Linked DNA regions of Homo sapiens: region 1 is linked to region 2. The links are chromatin loops, found by intact Hi-C in ENCODE. Cell type or tissue: PC-9. All regions are shown on one strand. Each heading gives the region's core, and the rest is flanking DNA. Links, peaks and the distances in the headings are about the cores only. Region 1 has its middle 6.8 kb from the start of NICOL1. Region 2 overlaps POLN (DNA polymerase nu).

What was found. A loop is a pair of places that touch in the nucleus more often than their neighbours do. Peaks named below come from ENCODE experiments on the same cell type or tissue, not always from the same donor. Only the 100,000 strongest peaks of a DNase experiment are listed, where the experiment ranks them.
Region 1: a loop joins it to region 2, with 2.5 times the contacts of the local background. A loop is called at or near these places in 1 of 110 quality-filtered maps.

Annotation. Positions count from the first base shown.
Region 1 is chr4:2,045,395-2,052,222 of GRCh38, forward strand. No RefSeq gene overlaps it. Among named protein-coding and RNA genes, the nearest start is that of NICOL1, 6.8 kb to the left of the region's middle. In PC-9, for the core only: no CTCF peak of the experiment used is centred there; a DNase peak (open chromatin) is centred at 3,707; H3K27ac peaks cover 557 bases.
Region 2 is chr4:2,092,575-2,099,402 of GRCh38, forward strand. It overlaps POLN (DNA polymerase nu), which reads right to left. Exons shown (of 26, transcript NM_181808.4): 20 at 3,277-3,359. Among named protein-coding and RNA genes, the nearest start is that of NAT8L, 37 kb to the left of the region's middle. RefSeq lists enhancers at 211-711, 712-1,212. In PC-9, for the core only: no CTCF peak of the experiment used is centred there; a DNase peak (open chromatin) is centred at 3,517.

The DNA.
Region 1 (6,828 bases), core at 929-5,928, 47 kb before region 2:
GGACTTGCGGGGCTTGTGAGGAGGTGACGGCAGACTGAGAAGGACAGCAGCCCCACGGCAGCAGAGGGTAAGAGGCCGCTGGATTCCGGGTGTGTTTGCAGGTAGAGCCTGTGGGATTTGGGTGGGGGGTGGGAGTGGTCATGGGGGTCCGGGAGGCCACTGGGGAGGTACGCCTGTAAAAGGAGCTGGAGAGAGAAGTCTGGGATCCCCTGTGGCCTGTTTGGGGGCAGAGGAGAGAAGAGGGCCCCTAGGGGTGACGAGCAGCTGTGAAGCAGGAAGAGAACTGAGCTGCGTCCCGGGCAGCCACAGCTGTGTCTCATGCCACCAAGGCCAAGCAAGGCAAGAGGACCACAGGGTCCATGAAGAGCGGGGAAGGCCTCGGAGGAGCAGAGCGGAGGGAGCCTGGCCACAAGCGTGGGCAGGGCCAGTGGCATTCACACTCAGTCCTGGAGCCATGGCGCAGCTTTCCTGCCAGGGGCTCAGCAACTCAGGGATGAGTCAACCCTGGCATGGCCGAGCAGTGACCTGGCACTGCAGTCTCTTTCTGGGACACCTTTTCTTTTCCTGGACCTGCTATTTCCCTGATCTTCCCTGCATTCCGCCCTTATGTCTGTAGCTTCTCCAGTGTCAGGGCATCCCCTTGGTCCAGGGCCTCTCCCTGTGTTCCCTGTGGGCCCTGCCTTCCTCCCTGACCGCTGGGTATCCCCACTGCCCACCTGCACTCCAGCCCAGAGCCGCCTTTCTCTGGATCCTATGTCCTCTTCTCCCTGCTGCCATGTAGAAAAGCGTGTGGGAGGGACACTGTGTCTGCTTGTCTGGAAGGCGGCTGCTGCCACAGTCCATCTGCAGGTCACCCTTCCTACCGCAGGGCCTGTGCATGTGCCCTCTGCAGGGACGCATCCCTTGCCCTGGGACCGGCCTCACTCTGCAGCCCTGTGTCCCTCCTTAAATAGTTTATTTTTAAGAGAGGGCCTTGCTCTGTCGCCCAGGCTGGAATGCAGTGGCCTCATCACAGCTCCCTGCAGCCTCAACCTCCCAGGCTCAAGCAATCCTCCTCACTGGGCCTCCTGAGTAGTGGGGCCCACAGTGCCGGTACCAGCCCACAGAGCCCAGAGCCTGTAGCTGGGTCCCCAGCGCACGCCGACACACCCAGCCCCGCATTTTCTTCTAAGCGTTTGTCCCTGAGGGGTCCCGGGGTGTTTGTTTCTTTCCTCCCTGCCACCCCACACTGGATTGTGAAGCCCAGGAGGGTGAGATCTGCTCTTCCCAGGCGCCCCTGCAGGCCGCGCGCTCCCCCAGTGGAAGCTGCAGGGAGGCTGCCTGGGCCAGGGCTCTGGGAGGAGCTGGCTACAGGGGTCCCCCGCAGCCCCTCCCTTCCTGCTCTGGGGGTCTTTGGGACGCAGGGCTGCATGGGGTGTGGTTTTGGGCCATCTTCCCATGGAAGATGCGGGGTAGGGCGAGCCTGGGGCCTTGGGCGCCTTTCTGCCACTCCCACCTCCCGGCCTCCTGTGGAGCCCCGTTAGGCGCCCTGTGGGCCTGGGGACCGTTTTGCTTTTCCTCCTTCTTCCTCTGGCCTCCCGGTCTGTAGTTCCACTTCATAAGAGACCTCGGCCCGCCCCCCGCCCCGTCTCACCCGCAGCTCCGTTCCACCCCGCCCTGCTCCCTCCCACCGTGGCCAGACCCGCGCCGTCCTGGGGTTCCCCTGGGCTGCTCGGCGGCTCCCCGCGCCCCTGTTCTTCCTCCCCACGGACTCGGGCTCGGGGCGTTCGCGGCGGGATAGGAGCGCCCCGACGGCGTTGGAGGAGACCCCGCAAGTCCGGCCTGGGCGTGGGCTCGCGGGTCCCCGCTCTGCCGTGGGTGGGGCTGCACTGCCCACGTCCGCTGCGTTGGGTGTGCCCTCCTCGAACCTGAGTATCCAAGCGGCGGAGGCCCGGGCGCCTCTCAGCTTGGCATCTGAAATCCGGACGGTCTCGGCCGCTCCGCTCCCAGGAAGGCGAGGCCTGCATGGGCCAGGCGGGGCGCGGGGGCAACTGGGGCAGGGGCAGGGGTCTCCGGTGAGGAGGGCGCTCAGGGAAGCAGGAGACAGAGGCGGAGGTGGGCGGCCAGGGAGGACCGACAGGTCTGGGTTTCCGCTCTTGCCCCACAGGCTGACCTGACCGAGCCTCAGTTTCCTCCTCTGTAAAATGGGCCCTTGGCGACAGCCTGGGGCTGATATAGGCGCTCTGCTGCTGGCGCTGGGAGCACCGTGTGGCCTACGGGGTTCTCCCCTTGTCGTGGGGAGGGGCTCTAGGCCCCCCAGCCCCCACCCAGAGCAAGTACCATGGTCTCCCAGACCTTCCAGGCTGCTTCCTGGAGCCCAGCCCTGACCCTTCCAAGCTGACGGTGTTCTGGTGCCTTCCAGGTACCTATGAACCCGGGGCTGGAGCACAGGCCTCAGCTGACCATCAGGGCTACTGGGGGTCACATGGCCACGGGCTTTGGGTGACTTGTAGGGGCTGGAGGGTGAGGCCAGGCAGGCTGGTGGGAGGGAGTCTGCAGATGGAGACTGGAAGGGCCACCAAGGCGTGCTGAGCAGGCCTCTGTCTCTGGGCCTGGCTGCTGGGGCCGAGCAGTGGCAGGCTCAGGCTGAGGCTGTGGGGATGAGGTGGAGAGGGCAGGGGCCGGCAGAGGCTGTGGCCCTGTAAGGGCTGGACCGCTCTCCTCAGAGGTCACTCAGGCCTTGGGGTCTGGGTGGGGACACTGCTCAGGAGCTCCTGGACAGTGACCATGGCTTCTCCCCTCTCCTGGCCCCCATCAGAAGCATGACAGCCTGTTCCCCCAGTCTCTGCTCTGGAGCCCCAGGCCCCCATTCAAAGCCCAGCCTCATCTTCCTCCAGCCCCCTGGCTCTCCAGGCGCGCCAGCCCCTCACTTGCCTCCACTGCCTGGTTTTTCCTGCCCGGACCCCTTGCGTGCTGATCCCTCTGCTGGGACGCCCTTCCTGCCGTCCACGTGGCCGACCTTAGGACGACACTGCGGAGCTGCCCCTGTGGCTGGGCAGGGACCCTGGTCAGCACTTGAGCGTCGGGTGCAGGGGTTGTTGAATGGATCAGCGAGTTCCTTCGAGATTGTCCATGACCCACGTTGCCTCCCTGGAAGGCGTGAACCTAAAGGGTTGCCCTGACCCTGTGCCCCGGCGCCGCAGTCCTCAAACCTGGCTCCGGTAAACTCTCCACTTCACATTAATTTTGCCTCAGTTTTTTCCCTTTAGGTCAACATATCTGGCATAAGTCAGCAGGCTTCAGTGACCCTCTTCCCTGACCACCTGGGGCTCCTTCCAGGACTTGGGGGTGGTATGAGCAGGAACCCACCATGCTCCCCTCACTCCAGAGGTTTCCTGGGTGCACAGGGGTGAGTCCTCCTGAATTCAGAGCTTTGTTTTCTTTTTGGTTGACATCTAGATTTTATTTGGAGTGTTTTTTAAACCTGCTTTTAACAGAAAGAGGGCTTCAGTCTCTGTCTTTGGACAGGGGACTCAGATAAACAGAGAACTCCGCCTTCTCTGCCACTGCCTCAGGGCAACGGGTTTAGGGCCTGGTATGGGCACCAGTCTGGCACTGGTGGTTTCACATCTTTGGGCCTAAAGTTACACAGCAAGCTTTAAAAATTGCAACTGCTGGGCTGGGCGCGGTGGCTCATGCGTGTAATCTCAGCACTTTGAGAGGCCAAAGTGGATGAATCACCTGAGGTCAGGAGTTCAAGACCAGCCTAGCCAATATGGCGAAACCCCATCTCTACCCAAAATAAAAAAATTAGCTAGGCACAGTGGCACGCACCTGTAATTCCAGCTGCTCGGGAGGCTGAGACATGAGAATCGCTTCAACTCAGGAGGCAGAAGTTGCAGTGAGCCAAGATGGTGCCATCGCACTCTAGCCCGGGCAACACAGCGAGACTCTGTCTCAAAATAATAATAATAATAATAATAATAATAATAATAACAACAACAACAATTTCAACTGCTCCCCGTTGCCTGTAGTTCAGACTTGTCTTTTCATTTGGGGCCAGTTCCTGTCTGTCCTATGTGGGAAGGTGCATGAGGGTGAGTTGCCTCACCCCAAAGAGAAGAGTCGGTTGCTGTCTGCGACCCATGCAGGTGCTCTGGGCAACCAGAGACTTGGCAGAGATGTCAGAACTGTTGTCCTGGGTGCGCGGTGGCCTCACAGGACACCCCTCACAGGAGAACATTTCTGTAACTCCCACTTATCTGGAAAGGTATAAATAAGGGCCTGGTCACGCCACTACCTAGAGTCCCTGACTCTCAGTTGACACCCTGAGGAGTGGCTCATTAGCAGCGCACTTCACCCCAAAACACATCCCCAGCCTTGGTCACTTTTGAAAAGTTCCTAAATTATGGGAAACCAAGCTTCAAAATCTGAGCATTCTTTTCCTTTTCTATTTTTCTTTCTTAAAACAATTTTTTGTGAGACAAGTTCTGGCTGTATCGCCCAGGCTAGAGTGCAGTGGCACGATCTCAGCTCACTGCAGCTTCCACCTTCCAGGCTCAGGCCATCCTCTCACCTGAGTAGCTGGGGCTACAGGCATGCACCACCACACCTAATTTTTATACTTTTTGTAGAGATGGGGTTTCACCATGTTGCCCCGACTGGTCTTGAACTTGTGAGCTCAAGCGATCTGCCCACTTTGGCCTCCCAAAGGGCTGGAATTCCAGGCACGAGCCACGGCGCCTGACCAAAAGCTGAGCACTGTTTTAAGGGACAACTGCCTTAAGAAACAGCAGCTGGTTTTATGTACAACACCTGTGAGGCATCCTTTTGTAAATATCTAGGGAAATGGACCCACATAGCCCGGGATGGTCATCAGCAGTAATGGCTGAAATGGGGGTCCTTTGAAATGGCTAAAATAATTTATTTGTGTGCACAGTTGGAAAAGGTGATTTTAGAACCAGACTGATGGAAGACCTACTTTCTGTTTATCCTGACTGAAATCTGATAATAAGAGGTTTGAAGGGATTTTTTTTTAAGAGCTCTATGGTCAGAAGTCAGCCTAATTAAAAGCTAACATTCAGCCACGTGGGCAGTATAGCAAGACCCGGTCTCTACAAAAAATTTTTTAAAAATTAGCCAGGCATGGTAGCACACGCCTGTCATCTCAGCTACTCTGGGGGTGGAGGCAGGAGGATCACTTGAGCCCAGGAGTTTGAGGCTGTGGTGAGTTGTTTGTGCCACTGCACTCCAGCCTGGGCAACAGAGTGAGATCCCATCTCTTTAAAAAATTAAATTTGAGCTACACACACACACACACACACACACACACACACACACACACACACACATTTTTAAAGGCCTTTCTGTATTTTTGTTTTGTTTTGTTTTTTGTTTTGGCAGACACAGAGTCTTGCTACGTTACCTAAGCTGGTCTCAAATTCTTCGGCTCAAGTGATCCTCCTGCCTCAGCTTCCCTAAGTGCTGACACTTCTTACCTGGATCCTGTTGCTGGGATTTTTTCAGTCGACTGAAACCCCTTTTAAAATAAGTTTGGTCCCTTTGTTTGCTTTTCTTGTCGGCATGAGTTTGCTGCGAAAAATGTAAAACGTCACTGACCTTTTAGAAAGCCTAAAATCTTGAGAACCGGCTCCTCTGTGACGCCTTCCGTTTTCCTCTGCTTGTGCTTCTCCTGCCTTGTACCATCTTCAGTACCACATAGGAGACTTCTAGCAGCCTGAGACCTCTTGAGGAACACAGAAAACGGCCACGCACACCCTGTTTTGGGGGCCTTCTGCCTTTCTCACGGAGTCTCGAGAGTCCTGGGCAGGCCCCTCTCAGGCCGAAAGCTCTGCTGTCTTTTGCATTGCGTTACCTGATCTCTTTGGCTTTGCGCGTTCCAGGGATTACTTTGTACTATGAGAGAGAACTTGACCTTCATGTGCCATGGCTGACAAGTCACTGGCGAAAGCCCATCCCCAAAGTCACTGGGAGGTAGCTGGCAGCGGCTGTAGTGAATGGTTATTATGGCAGGGGCTACTTGTTTCTCTGTGCATTTAGATAAGAAAGGTGCAGTTTGGGCCCCTGGAGGCTATGGGAAGTCTTGCCACCAAGGTAAAAGACTCCTGGGGTGACGGGCTGATCACGGGGTGGGCTGATTGGTGTTGGGTCACCCACCAGCCTTGGGAGAATGTCTTCGTAGCGTGGCACACTGTGGAAACACCGTGTGGCCCGGTCCCATGGGGTTTCTTCTCTTGGGGGACTGGGGATTTGGTGTAAAGATGGGATCCTGGATACTTAAAGATCTGGATGCTGTGCCTTCCAGCTGTGCCTGCTCTTCGCATATTTAAACAGCAGCTCCTGAACGCTGCAGATGCTTTCTGTGCCCTGTTCACTAAAGGGGTCTGCCAGAATGCAACTTTCTGATGTTTAGCTGGCTATGTTGAGACTCTGTAAAAGACATGGACATCTATAAAGGAAATCTCCATTTCTAAGGACATCTCTTTCTCTAAACCACTAGAAACTTTGAGGATAAGGAAGATATTGACTTAACATTTACATTTACATAGCAAGTCTTACTTTTGTTTAAGATACTTTTACTGGGCAGGGCGCGGTGGCTCATGCCTGTAATCCCAGCACTTTGGGAGGCCGAGGCAGGCGGATCACCTGAGGTCGGGAGTTCGAGAACAGCCTGACCAACATGGAGAAACCCTGTCTCTACTAAAAATACAAAATTAGCCGGGTGTGGTCGTGGGCGCCTGTAATCCCAGCTACTCAGGAGGCTGAGGCAGGAGAATGGCTTGAACCCGGGAGGCGGAGGTTGCAGTGAGCCGAGATCGTGCCATTGCA
Region 2 (6,828 bases), core at 747-5,746:
TGCACCTTCTGGGGCATCTCCCCTGCCTCTCACAAAGTCCTGCTGCTTCCTCTGCTGTATTCATCACAGTCTTCACAATAGTCATGTCACCGATTTCTCAAGAATGTGTAGGAATCATGCCTTGCCCCATGCCCTCAGCATTTGTGGGCCGTTCAGAGGTATGTTATGTGAAAACACGTCACTACAATCCGCTGAAAGCTGGTAGGTGCAAAGCTCCTCTATGGAGTTTCCAAAGCGCCCCAGCAGCCTGGGAGGCCTGGCAAGTTGACTGGCTTCCTCAGTCCCAGCTCATGTGACAAAGTTTCAAACACAAGGAGAACAGAGACCAGCCTAAGCCCACAGCAGTGGATACACAGTAATTCCAGCTGTCAAGCCAGACCGGAACAATGGGAACAGCAGAGCCGGAGGCTCAGGGTGGGAACCCTTGTCACTGTCACAGCTAAAAGCAGCCAAATTACCCTTTTCAACATTATGGCTAATGACTCAGTGCTTATTTACAAAATGTAGCTCTTTTCCTCTCCAGAAAAAAAAAAAAAGTGAATACTCCAGAAGGAGCCAAACGGGTGGCAGAGAAGACCACCTTTTTCTGGGTAGGTGGGGGCATCCATCCTGCTGGAGGACAGCTGCCCCACGGCAGGTGCTCGGCACTCTCATTCTCCATCCCTCCCTCCTAGCTGGATTTGGGGTGGCTGCCCCCACTGGGGACAAGGCCGGGGCTGCCACAGGAGACCTACAGAAGCTGCTCAGTCACTTGGAGGCATTTACTGACATGGCACAGAAGTGAAGTAGGACTCAGACGTAACGGCAGATGACAGAGATGAGAGCTGACTGTGTGCCAGGTATGGCCCCATGCACCCTATGAGAGCATTTTCCCAGGAGGAGATGGCACAGGGAGGCGGAGGGCCTTGCACAAGGCCACACAGTCAGGAGCTGATAGGGTTGGGGATCAAGCCCAGGCTGCCGGGCCCAGGACTGGGGAGGTGATGTCCTGCCGGCAGAGCAGAAGCAAATGTTATGTTTGCAACACAAGATGCAGCAGGATGCAAGGCAACAAACTCTCATATAATTTGGCAGAGTGATGCCTTCCCCCAAGACAGAGGCCCCAGGGAGGTTCAGGGGTGCAGCACAGAAGAGGCTGAGAGGAGGCAGTGGACCAAGCAACTCTGAGGAGAATCAATCCAATGTCACACTACTGTCACTCACAGAACCTAGTTCTTTAAAACAAAGTTTCTTAGTCTATTTTCCAAAAACCATGTATACAATCAAAATGTTTTCAAAAGTGGAGCTGAGACCACCAAGTCCACTAATTTGTTCCTGTGTCTTCTCTGTGCCAGGCAGTGAGCTAACGTGATGAGCTCCTATCTTTGAGGTACTCATGTTTGAGCTGGGGCATGAGACCATGAACAGGCGAGTGGGTGCCCAAGGTGTGAGGCCCATGTGGCAAGGAGCTGAGACCACCTCCGGCTGACAGCCAGCAAGAAACAGAAGCCAGCCAGGTGCGGTGGCTCATGCCTGTAATCCCAGCACTTTGGGAGGCCAAGATGGGCAGATCACTTGAGGTCAGGAGTTCAAGACCAGCCTGGCCAACATGGTGAAACCCCATCTCTACTAAAAATACAAAAATTAGCCGAATGTGGTGGCAGGTGCCTGTCACCCCAGCTACTCAGGAGGCTGAGGCAGGAGGCTTGAGCCCAGGAGTTGGAGGTTGAGCCAATTTTGTGCTCAATGCAGTGAGCCGAGATTGTGCCACTGCATTCCAGCCTGGGGGATAGAGCAAGGTTCTGTCTCCAAAAAAAAAAAAGAAAGAAAGAAACAGAAGCCAACAAAGTGGATCCTTCCCCAGTCAAGCCACAGATGTGATCACAGCCCCAGCCAACACCCTGACTGCAGCCCCTGCAGGGGACCCAGCTATGGCATGCCCACACCCAGAGAAACTGTGAGATAGTGTGTATTATTTTAAGTTACTACATTTGTGGCAATTTGTTACCTAAGAAATGGGTAACAAATACTGTGGTTGAGGAAGGTTGCACAGGGGAGAGTTGAGCACAGGTCTGCAGAAGTGAGGGATGGGTTCTGGTGGTACAGGGGCAGGTGTTCCCATAGAGGGAAGAGTAGTGCAAAGCTCTGAGGTTGGAGCTGGCCTGGCTGATTGGCTGTGGTTCTAGACAAGCTATCCATCCACAGTTTTGGGGCGGGGCACTCTGGACGCTTGTTCAACGGCACCACATTCTCAATGGAGACTGTAGGGCAGCTCTTAGGGACAATCTACTATGTGCTTGCCCCGTTATTCTTCCACTGAAGCTTGTTTGGTTTTGCTGCCTTTCTGTGAATAAACAAAGGGTTTCCATGGCAGGATGGTGAATCTTCTTTTCAGGGTCTTTGCACAAGCCCTGCTACCCAAAGAAGAACTGATCACAGGGAAAAGGAGGTCTGAACAGGCTTAAGAAGGAGCTGGCTGGCTGGGGAAACTAGGCCATGCTGATTCAGCATGACCCAGGGCCAGAAAAGAATTAAAAAATCCCAGACAGCCCATGTCAGGGAGTCCAAGGGAGAGTAGAAGAAGGGTGAGTGGAAGAGAGTAGAAGGCCTGCTCTGACATGGGTATTGGGGCTAGGGGGTAGGGGGAAGGAGGGAGAGGAGCAGAAACAGGAAGGGAAGCAAAAAGGGGAGGGGAGGGAGAGGCTTGCAGAAGAGGCCCCAGGCAGCCCAAACCTCTGGCCTTCAGTCCTTCCTGGCCTAGCCCCGCTTTCTCCTATCTGCTACCCCTGAGATTGGACCCCTACTGCTCTGCTCCCAGCCCAAGGCCTGGCTCTGCCCTCTCTGGGGTGCTTTGGCTGCATGGCCCAGCTGGGTGAGCTCTGCCCTAGGGAGATGGGGTGCATGTTGAGATGTGGCAATGAGTCCAAGCGCTGCACACCTTGAGGCTATCTAACTTTATAATGCCTTGGCATGTGTGTGGACGAGGGTCTCCTCGAAGGTCTCCAAGCACAGCAGTGGTGCCTAGCACAGTGGTATGGTGTAGGGGTGGAGCCAACGGCTTGGTCACACTTGACCTGCCCAGCTCCGCGGCCTCCCCTGAGAGGCTGGATGTGACTCTGAGCAGGTCAAGGCATGGGGTGGTCTGGCCAGTGTCTGGTGACTGCAGGTGTCATCAGAGCATAAACAACACCCAGGGACTCACAGACGATTTCTGAGGCACAGCCACATTTAAACACAGGCACACAGCTGCCAGCTTACAGGTAACCCCGAGACCCCAGCTCCCGGCCCGCAGCCTACCTGCTCCATAGACCACCGCGTACACCACCTTCTTGGTTTGCTCTCTGTCTGCGTGTGTCACCTGTTCCACGGGCACATCCTTCCTGCATGGAGAGACCATGTGTGAAGTTCAGGCACAGAAGGCACTGTCAGTGCAGGGCAGACAGTCCAACCACACACCCCACCACTGTGCTTCCTCTGGAAATTCCTTATGCTTTCATGGTGGCCGGCACACTGGCAGGGGAGACATTCCATACCTGTGGTGTCAGCTCAGCAAGGGCCCCAGGCAGATGCCTTCGGCGAGGCTGCAGCAGCTGCTGCCAGCCAAGCACCACCCCACGTTCCCAGGTGTCCACAAATCAAAACCCAAAACTGCTTTCACCAAAGGCATGCCCATCCAACTTCAGGAAAGGCCGTTCCCCATATTGGGGTGCCTGGGCCTGGGCCACGTCTGTGTCTGCTGCAGTGGGGGAGCTGGTTTCTAGGCCTATCTAGTCCCACTGCTTGACTGGATGAACAACTCTGTCCTGGCCTCCCACAGACAGAGGCCATGGGGGTGAGCCCCACCCTGGAGCTACAGCATTCAGATAGAATAAGGATCAACTCAGCATCTGACTGGCATGTGAACCACAGCAATCTCCAGAGATTAAAGCTGAGACATCTGAGTAGCACAGGAGCTCCAGAGCACTCCCAGCACCACCAAGAGTCCCTCCTCCTCCGAGAGCACCTTCAAAGGACAGGCAGCCTGACATGTACCCTCGGTGCCACCTCCTGCCTGCTGCTTTTGTAAACATCCTTATCATCTACACCAGGCCTCCCTGATGGAGTGGGCATCTCAGATTCAGAAGCCGAGAGAAAGAGAGAGAGAGAGAGAGAGAGAGAGAGAGAGAGAGAGAGAGAGACACACAGAGAGAAACAGAAAAAGTAACAGAAACTTCTCCCAATCTGTTTTGTGGATGGCTTTGTGCTGGGGCCTCCTTCATTGCTTAGCCAGGCTTTTCACAGCTCTACCTTAGCCTTCACTTCCTACTTGCACTGAGCATAGAGACCAGCCCCAGGTGAAAGCTCAGGTCTTCTTAGATCTTTTCTGAGCATGCAAGCTCTCTGCGCATGTATGGTGCTTTCTACATTTCCCGATATCCACAGGTACTTTTGAATGCCCTAATTTCCAAAAGCATCTCTCTCCTCAGTTTTTCTTCCAGAGCTTTCAGTGCTTCATTGTTTGCCTCAACTATAATTTTTAGCTCCAGGAAGCTGCAAGTTATTTGCCTTACAATGTTTCCAAGCAACGTCTGCCACTCTTCTGCAGCAAGTGGGTTCTGAGTTAGGTGAAACAATGACAAGTGCCTGTGGCAGCCCTTCAGGCAGCCACCAGACTGGTGAGAATAAATACCCACTTCTTTTCGAGTAAGGTGTGCTCTGCCTCCAGAAGCAGGGACCAGGTCCCATGCTAGGAACATGCTGCTGCCTTCAAGATTGGGGGGTGGGAGGAGGGCAGACAGAGTCATCACCAGGCTCTCCTACCATTTTTTTTTTTTTGAGACAGAGTCTTACTCTGTCACCCAGGCTGGAGGGCAGTGGTGCGATCTCGACTCACTGCAACCTCTGCCTTTTGGGGTCAAGTGATTCTCCTGTCTCAGCCTCCTGTGTAGCTGGGATTACAGGCACCTGCCACCATGCCCAGCTAATTTTTGTATTTTTAGTAGAGACAGGTTTTATCATGTTGGCCAGGCTGGTCTCAAACTCCTGACCTCGTGATCAGCCCGCCTTGGCCTCCCAAAGTGCTGGGATTACAGGCGTGAGCCACCGCACCAGGCTCTCCTACCATTTTTAAGTTTTTTCTTATTTTTCTTTTTTTAGAGGTAGGGTCTTGCTTGTTCCCCAGACTGGTCTTGAACTCCTGGTCTCAAGGGATCCTTCTGCTTCAGCCTCTGAAAGTTGAAAAGCTGGGATTACAAGTGTGAGTCACCATACCCCACCTGCCTTTTTCTTGATTCAGCATTTGCTTGGTTGCTGTAAACCTTTGCCTATTTTTCAAAGTTTTGATGAAGTTGGTTGAGACAGTTTTGTTAGATTTTTCAATGTTTCTTTGGGGGACAGGCCCATGGGGCTGTGTACCCCACCATTCTTGCTGACATCCCAGACTTCACTGATTTTTTGCCACCTAATTTCTAAGTACCAATGCATTTCCAGTTTTCCCCCTTTTCCTGCTGTGTTAAGCTATTTTGCCACCTTGTTTAGCCACCCTTAAACTTGGCATTGTTAACAGCTATATTTAGATAAGAAGCAAAAAGCCAAAATGGGCTGGGTGCAGTGGCTCATGCCTGTAATCTCAGAACTTTGGGGGGCCTAGGTGGAGGGATCATTTGAGGCCAGGAGTTCGAAACCAGCCTGGGCAACATAGCAAGACCCTGTCTCTACAAAAATGAAAAATAAAAAATTAGCTGGGCATGATGATATGCCCCTGTGGTCCCAGCTACTTGGGAGGCTGAGGTGGGAGGACTGCTTGAGCCTGGGAGGTTGAGGCTGCAGTGAGCCATGAGTGTGCCACTGCACTCCAGCCTGGGCGACAGAGTAAGACCCTGTCTAAGTGAATAAACAACTACATGACATTTTTGTAGACTATTTTATAAAATATTTTTAAACTTAACCAAATGAAAATGTATCATAGAGGTCTTGGTAAGTTTAGATTGATGCCAGGTACATAAGCAAGAGAAGGAGCTAGAATGATCCATGGGTAATGGGTTAGCACTGGAGACATCAGTATGAACTCATGATAAGCTCCATGTTGATGCACATGGTTACATAGAGAAATATCTAAAGATGTGTGTATACACACAGGTTGGCATGCATGCACAACTTCTTGTTCTGTCAGCTGAGAGGGCCTAGAAGCAACCTGCTCAGTAGCAAAGAGCACCTAGCACCAGAACTTGGCCTTTAATAGCCATTCTCCAGTAAAAAATGGGGCTCCTTGGAGAAATGGCTGATTCCAGGACTGGGGCAGGAAACATACAAGATGAACCTGGAATATCTTTTAGTGCCAGAAAGCAAGGAAGTGATAAATGTGTGTGCACATGCACGTGCGTGCGCACACACACACACACACACACACACACTGAAGAGGTTAAGTCAAGGGACACAGGAGCCAACTGAAAGAGGTCCCAATGGCCAAAGCTGGAACAATTTAAGCGAGAAAACAAAAAATAAATTGTATTATAGCTATCCCAAAGTAAAAAATAAATATTCATGAATCCATACGAATTTGGATTCAAAGGATTAAATAAATAAATGGGGGAGAACACAGATCTCCCACACAGAAGAAATCCAAATAATGTATATAGATACCCTGTTCTTAAGAAGACAAAGGGTAACCCCCAACTCCTTAATTAGAGGCTATGCTTAGTGACTTGCTCTCAAAGGGTACCATGTGGAATCGGAGTAGAAGAGAGTATCTTTATAGTAGAGAAACCTGACAAATACGCTGTCACCCAGGTGACCCAGGTCAGCATCAGCAGGGGTAAGTCCTGTTGACAGTGCAAGTCCCTGATTCAGTGTGAAGGGAACGGCCCTGCA